Regions from separate parts of the Homo sapiens genome. Here region 2 is linked to region 1. Evidence: chromatin loops called from intact Hi-C (ENCODE). Cell type or tissue: PC-3. All regions are shown on one strand. Links, peaks and the distances in the headings refer to the core of each region. The heading gives the core; the rest is flanking DNA. Region 1 has its middle 15 kb from the start of CPNE8-AS1. Region 2 has its middle 74 kb from the start of LINC02406.

What was found. A loop is a pair of places that touch in the nucleus more often than their neighbours do. Peaks named below come from ENCODE experiments on the same cell type or tissue, not always from the same donor. Only the 100,000 strongest peaks of a DNase experiment are listed, where the experiment ranks them.
Region 2: a loop joins it to region 1, with 3 times the contacts of the local background. A loop is called at or near these places in 2 of 110 quality-filtered maps.

Annotation. Positions count from the first base shown.
Region 1 is chr12:38,919,619-38,922,553 of GRCh38, forward strand. No RefSeq gene overlaps it. Among named protein-coding and RNA genes, the nearest start is that of CPNE8-AS1, 15 kb to the left of the region's middle. RefSeq lists a silencer at 1,567-1,656. In PC-3, for the core only: a CTCF peak has its summit at 1,654 (motif pointing right); a DNase peak (open chromatin) is centred at 1,633.
Region 2 is chr12:39,069,623-39,072,557 of GRCh38, forward strand. No RefSeq gene overlaps it. Among named protein-coding and RNA genes, the nearest start is that of LINC02406, 74 kb to the right of the region's middle. In PC-3, for the core only: no CTCF peak of the experiment used is centred there; a DNase peak (open chromatin) is centred at 1,369; H3K27ac peaks cover 462 bases.

The DNA.
Region 1 (2,935 bases), core at 341-2,840:
TAAGCATTTCAGAAACTTGAATGAAACTCTCTGTATCAGATCACTCGTGAGACAGTGAGAGCCAAAGCTGACGTATATTAAATAAAGTCAATAACTACTTCTCATCAAAACCTTGTGAAGTAAGTATTATTTAAAATAGGTATTATTTATTCCCATCCCAAACAAGAAAATTTAGACTTAGGGAAGCTCCATGACTTAAAGGTCACATATCTATAGCAAGTGGCAAATGGCTCTAATCAAATAACTCCAAAGGTTGAATTCTTCAAACTATAGCACTTATCTTCCATTCCCTCATAGCCAATCTGTTCCTCCTCTGTATGTCCATACCATTTACAATTGCTCACAATCATTTAGCTCTGCTGACACAGCCTGTAATTGTGTATCATTTTATCTATTTACTATTTTATTAATTTCTGTTCTTTTCATTTTGCTCTTTTCTTATGTGTCTTTTGTCTTTACTCTGTTTTCATTTTTTCCAACTTGCTAAGTTTAATGCTTAGTTTTTCACAATCTTTTTCATATTATAATACAAGAACTTAAAGCCATGAATTTCCCTATAGTACTGCTTTAGCTGCATTCCACAAGTTTTGATATAGAGTACAGTTGCCTCTCAGTATCCATGGGAGCTTGGTTCCAGGACCCATATGGACACCAACATGCTCAAGTCTCTGATATAATATGCATGGTATTTGCATATAATCTCTGCACATCCTCCCATATATTTTAAAGCATCTCTAGATTATTTATATTAGTATAATAATACAGTGTAAATGTTATGTAAATGGTTACTATGCTGTGTTTTTTAGGGAATAATGACAAGGAAAAAGTCTGTACATAAATGAAATGCTTTTAAAAATATTCTTGATCTGTGATTGGTTGAATCCATGGATGTGAAACTCACAGGTACAGAGGACTGACTGTACTTTGACTGCTGCTTTATAATATTTTACAAATTTCATTTTAACCAATTGATTGTATGGAGTATATCTTTTTTCTCAAAAGAGTATCTTATCATCTTTTTATTATTGATTAATAATCCAATTACAATGTTATCTGATAAAATGGATTATATAATAACAGTTTTGAGTGTATGAAGACTTCTTTTATTATCTTATACATGTTTAGTTCCAGTAATTATCCGTACATCTTCAAACATCAGCATAAGAGGTCTTGACAGGCCACTTAGTGTTTATCTCCATCTCAGACTGTGAAAGATAGATAAATAGGTAAGTCCTCGCCAAGGATTGTTTTTATAATTTCATTGAAAATTCTCTAATAATATATCTGCTTTGGTGAAAAGGGAGATTCAATAAATAGGGAAAACAACAGCATCAAAGCAAACGTTTATGTTTGTGCAGTGAGTAGATTTCAGTTCAATATGTAACTAACATCATAGCTTCATAAATTAAATCTATGGGCATTTAGAGTTATGCTACAATAGAAATACCTCCTTTTGGAAGAGTAGATAGAAGACAGATAGAAGATGGATAGATAGATGATAGATAGGTAGATAGATAGATAGATAGATAGATAGATAGATAGACTCTCAACAGGTTTTGCTTTGTAAAAATATATCCACACTCCAGGCTCCTGACTCATGCATGTAACATACTGAGAATATTCGCAGCTCAAACTATCTGACCAGCAGGTGGCACATGCCTACCTGCTAGGGAGTACAAATAACCAGTAACTGACTTTCTTACAATAAGCTGTTGTGAACAGCTGTGACTGCTCAGATTCAAATTTTTGTATTACTTTTGTTTTAACTAAAGATTTCTTTGCCCTTTCTTCTGCTTAGAGTACTACTTCAATCAAATAGAAGAAGGATCCTGTTTTAAAAAGAATTAATGGCATTTATTCTTTAATGTATTATGCTTCATCAAACTCTATTCCTAAGATACTCAATGGAATAAGATTATTATTTATAATAAGTTAAGCTTATATTCTTAAATAAAAAATTAAATCAATACTATAATAATATAAATTTAATCGTAATTGGCTGAAAAATTTATTGGATTTCCTTTGGAGATTAGAGATGTTTAACATGATAACCAAGGATCCTAAAAAAGGATTAATAAAGGGGCTTCAAAGGTCCCATGAATCCCGCAAAATTATGTGCAAAATGTTGTTCGTGGGAGAGTTTTTTCTGATAAGAGGTGTAGTTTTTATTATTAAATTTTTCAGAACAAAAAATAAGTTAAAAACACAAAAAAAGACAGTGGTAGACATATTTCTTTAAATTACTATAAATTATAATATAAAGAAACATACAGAATTTGGAAATTTTCTATTCTTTTCTCTTGCACGTGTGTAGTGCCCCTCTAAAATGTTATTTTTTTCTTTTAAATGAATGTATGTTATAATCAAGTTAATTTCAAGAAGCATGAAGTATTTATCATTTTCCAAATGGGTAATTCTCTTTGATCCTTTTTGTAACAAATATACAGTAGTTTAATTCTTTTAACTTGTATTAAACTTAGTCATCTCAAAATTTCCAGGTACACAGCATTTAGTTAAAGGTCTTTTCCAGTTTTATTTAAGTAGTCTTTTTGCTTTTTTCTCTCTCACACTGAGTCAAAAACTTGATTAAAAATAAGATTTTATAAACCACTTGAGATTTTTTTTTTTCAATGAGAGAATCCCCTCCCCACCCCCGCCCAACATGAAATCCCAGAAGATAGCATATAAGAAAACTTCTATTGAAGGTAAGAAAAGACTAATCTAGTATTTGGGGAAGTTATACATATATATACATATATGTATATATATAGAGATACACATATATATATATATATATATATATATATGTATAACTTCCCCAAATACTAGATTAGTCTTTTACATTTTTATAAAATATAATATTATATATATCTCTCTATATATACACATATATATGTGTATATATATACATTTATATATACATACATACACACAC
Region 2 (2,935 bases), core at 141-2,640, 150 kb after region 1:
TTTGGGAGCTGTCTAAAATCAGTAAGCAAAATGATCCAATGGTAAAATTGGGACATAATGAGCTCTCCCAGGCCCAGAATTAAGTGCCAGTCTAGGTATGCATTACAAATAAGCCAGAGGCAGCCCAGACTAGGAAGACGCTAACAATCTGTCTTTGTGAATTGCTCGAAGTCCTTCTACCTCTTAGGCAATTCTGTTCCATTTAACCTCTGTTCCCAGTCAGAATTTAATTTGTTAATGATTTAATTTATCTGATATTTATTTATTTTATTCAGTTTTATGGTTCACTGCTCTTACTTTTCCTGAAATCTTTCTTTTAACTTCAAATTTTAATCAGTATTCAAAATGTTTCCCATAATGATCTCTGCTAAAATCTGTAAAAACTCAAACCAATGGCAAATTTAGAATAACAGAAAATAGCATATAATATAAGTTAGCTCAATCAAGTTCTATTTTCAAGTCTGTAAAATAGGCTGGTTTCCTCAAAGCAGAGGACTTTCAAGGTCCAGGAGCAATAAAAATGAAATGTAATGATATTTTTCTTTTCTTCTTTCAATTTGGAATTCATTGTATTTCTGAGACTACCCTGTTCTTTCCTATTATAAATCAGCTCCTCTCAGCCCAGATTTTACTCTTCTGCTTCTTGCTTGTGTCTCTATAGTCATTTTTTGCCTTTGTCCTTAAAGAGGATGGTCCTCCAAATCCCTTCTCCTAAGCATCATCATTCAATTTTACGTTACTGCCCAGTAAGAAATGTAATTATAAACAGATTTTGACACATTTCTCAAGCCCTGGTCATGCAATGTAAAGAGAAAATAGCTCATAGATTCCAAACAGAAATTGAAGTTAGCTTTCAGAACACTCTGCTCAGCTCCAACTAAGTAAATGCCACAATTTTATACATTCCATACATTTCCCAGAAAAATATCCAACATATCAAAATCGAGAATCTAGTCTCCAAATATCAGTGCTTGGACAAATGTTTTAAGTGGCATTCGACATTAAATCTGGCTTTTCTCTTGAGAATCTTAACAAAAAATGAGTATCTTTTTTCTTATAGAAGTTAAACACAATATTTGTAATTGAGTTATTTTTGTACTTATTGATTAGAATAAGTACTCTGGTTACTTTAGAGTATGATTTCAGATGTTATAAAATAGTTGCTGTTAAGGGTACTTTTCCATTCTTAGGTTTTTATGTCATTTCACTGAAAATTAAATGCTGTCTGATGCTTCACAAAAATATGCAAAAAGAGAAAGCTTTTTTTCAAAAGGTTTACATGATACCATAAACGACAAGAAGTTTACCTTAGCCCAACTTGTATGCAATGAGTCATCTCTCTACACAAAATAATGAGTCTTTCTGGCTATTTGGCAGGGCCCACACAACTGATTGAGAAAGAAGAAAAAGTGTAACCTCCTCTTCAACAATTGAGTTGACAATGATTAGGAAGCAAAAAGCCATGCATTTTTGGCTTTTTCATTCACCATGAAGGCTCTGCGTTCCCAGGCTATGGCAAACATAACTAGAATGTAATGTCTGAGGATGACAGGTCATCCTGAACCAAATAAACCCACGAGCATAGATCAGAAATTTTAGATGAGAGAAATGCTTATTAAAAGTTCTTGAAAATATATACCTCCATCCTGGATCTGTCTTTTCAGGTTGATCATTTATGGTGTAGCCATATGAACCATCTGCTGGGTAAAACCACCAAGGAATGTCGGTAGTGGTTGTGGAACACTGGAAGCAGCCTCTAGCTTCACAGCTTTCTTGAGAGGTTCCTGGTTGAGGGTGGCAATCAATGCGTTTCTGAATGGGAAACCGCATGGCACAAGCAGCCTCTTGTTTCCTAATGCTAAATGACGAGTTAATGGGTGCAGCACACCAACATGGCACATGTATACATATGTAACAAACCTGCACGTTGTGCACATGTACCTTAAAACTTAAAGTATAATAATAATAAAATTTAAAAAAAATAAAAAATAAATAAATAAATAAAAATAAAAAAAAGAAAAAAAGAAAAAGAAGCAACATGGAACCTTACTGTCAGCAACACACCAGTGACATCCACAGTTGGTACAGGAAACTTCATTTGCTCCTGACTCTGGATAACATTCAGTTTGTTCAGAGGACGCTGCCACAGAGCATGAGTCAATTTTCTCAAAACACCATGGGATGCCTGGCATTTTAGATGGAGACCAGCGGCAATTCCTGGCCAAACATCTGTCTTGGGAAACTCCAGGATCAGGGTGACAGTCCTTACGTAATTGGGCAGCTACAGATGCTGAGCATGAACTTGAACTAACTGGCTGGACTAAAATTGAACCAAGAAGGAAAGCAGGGCAGGGTAAATGAAAAGATAACCTGAAAACGTATTACAATCAAGACACTTGTAGAACTTAAAAAAAAAAAAGTATCTCTCAAAATACTTAGATTGCAAGTGGAATAGCTGGTGGATACAAAACAAGTACTATAAATTTGTCAGCCTGAGTAAAACAAAAACCTGTCCCTTAAAAATGCAGCACTAACATTTATTATTTAGTCACTTGTAATATTCTCAGCATGCACATATTTTATGGTTCCTCAATCTTAGTTGTCTACTCATTATCATCTTCTAAATATTACCAAATGGATTTCACAAAAGTCAACATAATTATTTCTTTCCTATTTGCTATGCCTTCCTTCATTTACGGAGTGGATACCAGTTATCAGGCTTCCAATAATAATACTGCCAAAATGTCTATACATGCTTTCTCAAAGCTAACAGATACCAGACCTTCAAAAAAGCCATAATACTGATATATTTGTTCATCCCCTTTCTTCTGTGGCTTTCATTTTTTAAAAATCCTAGGTTTATGCTGCCAGTACTGATTATTTTCAGCAAATATCAGTGTTGATATTTGGGGGATTTTATTCTACTAATGTAATC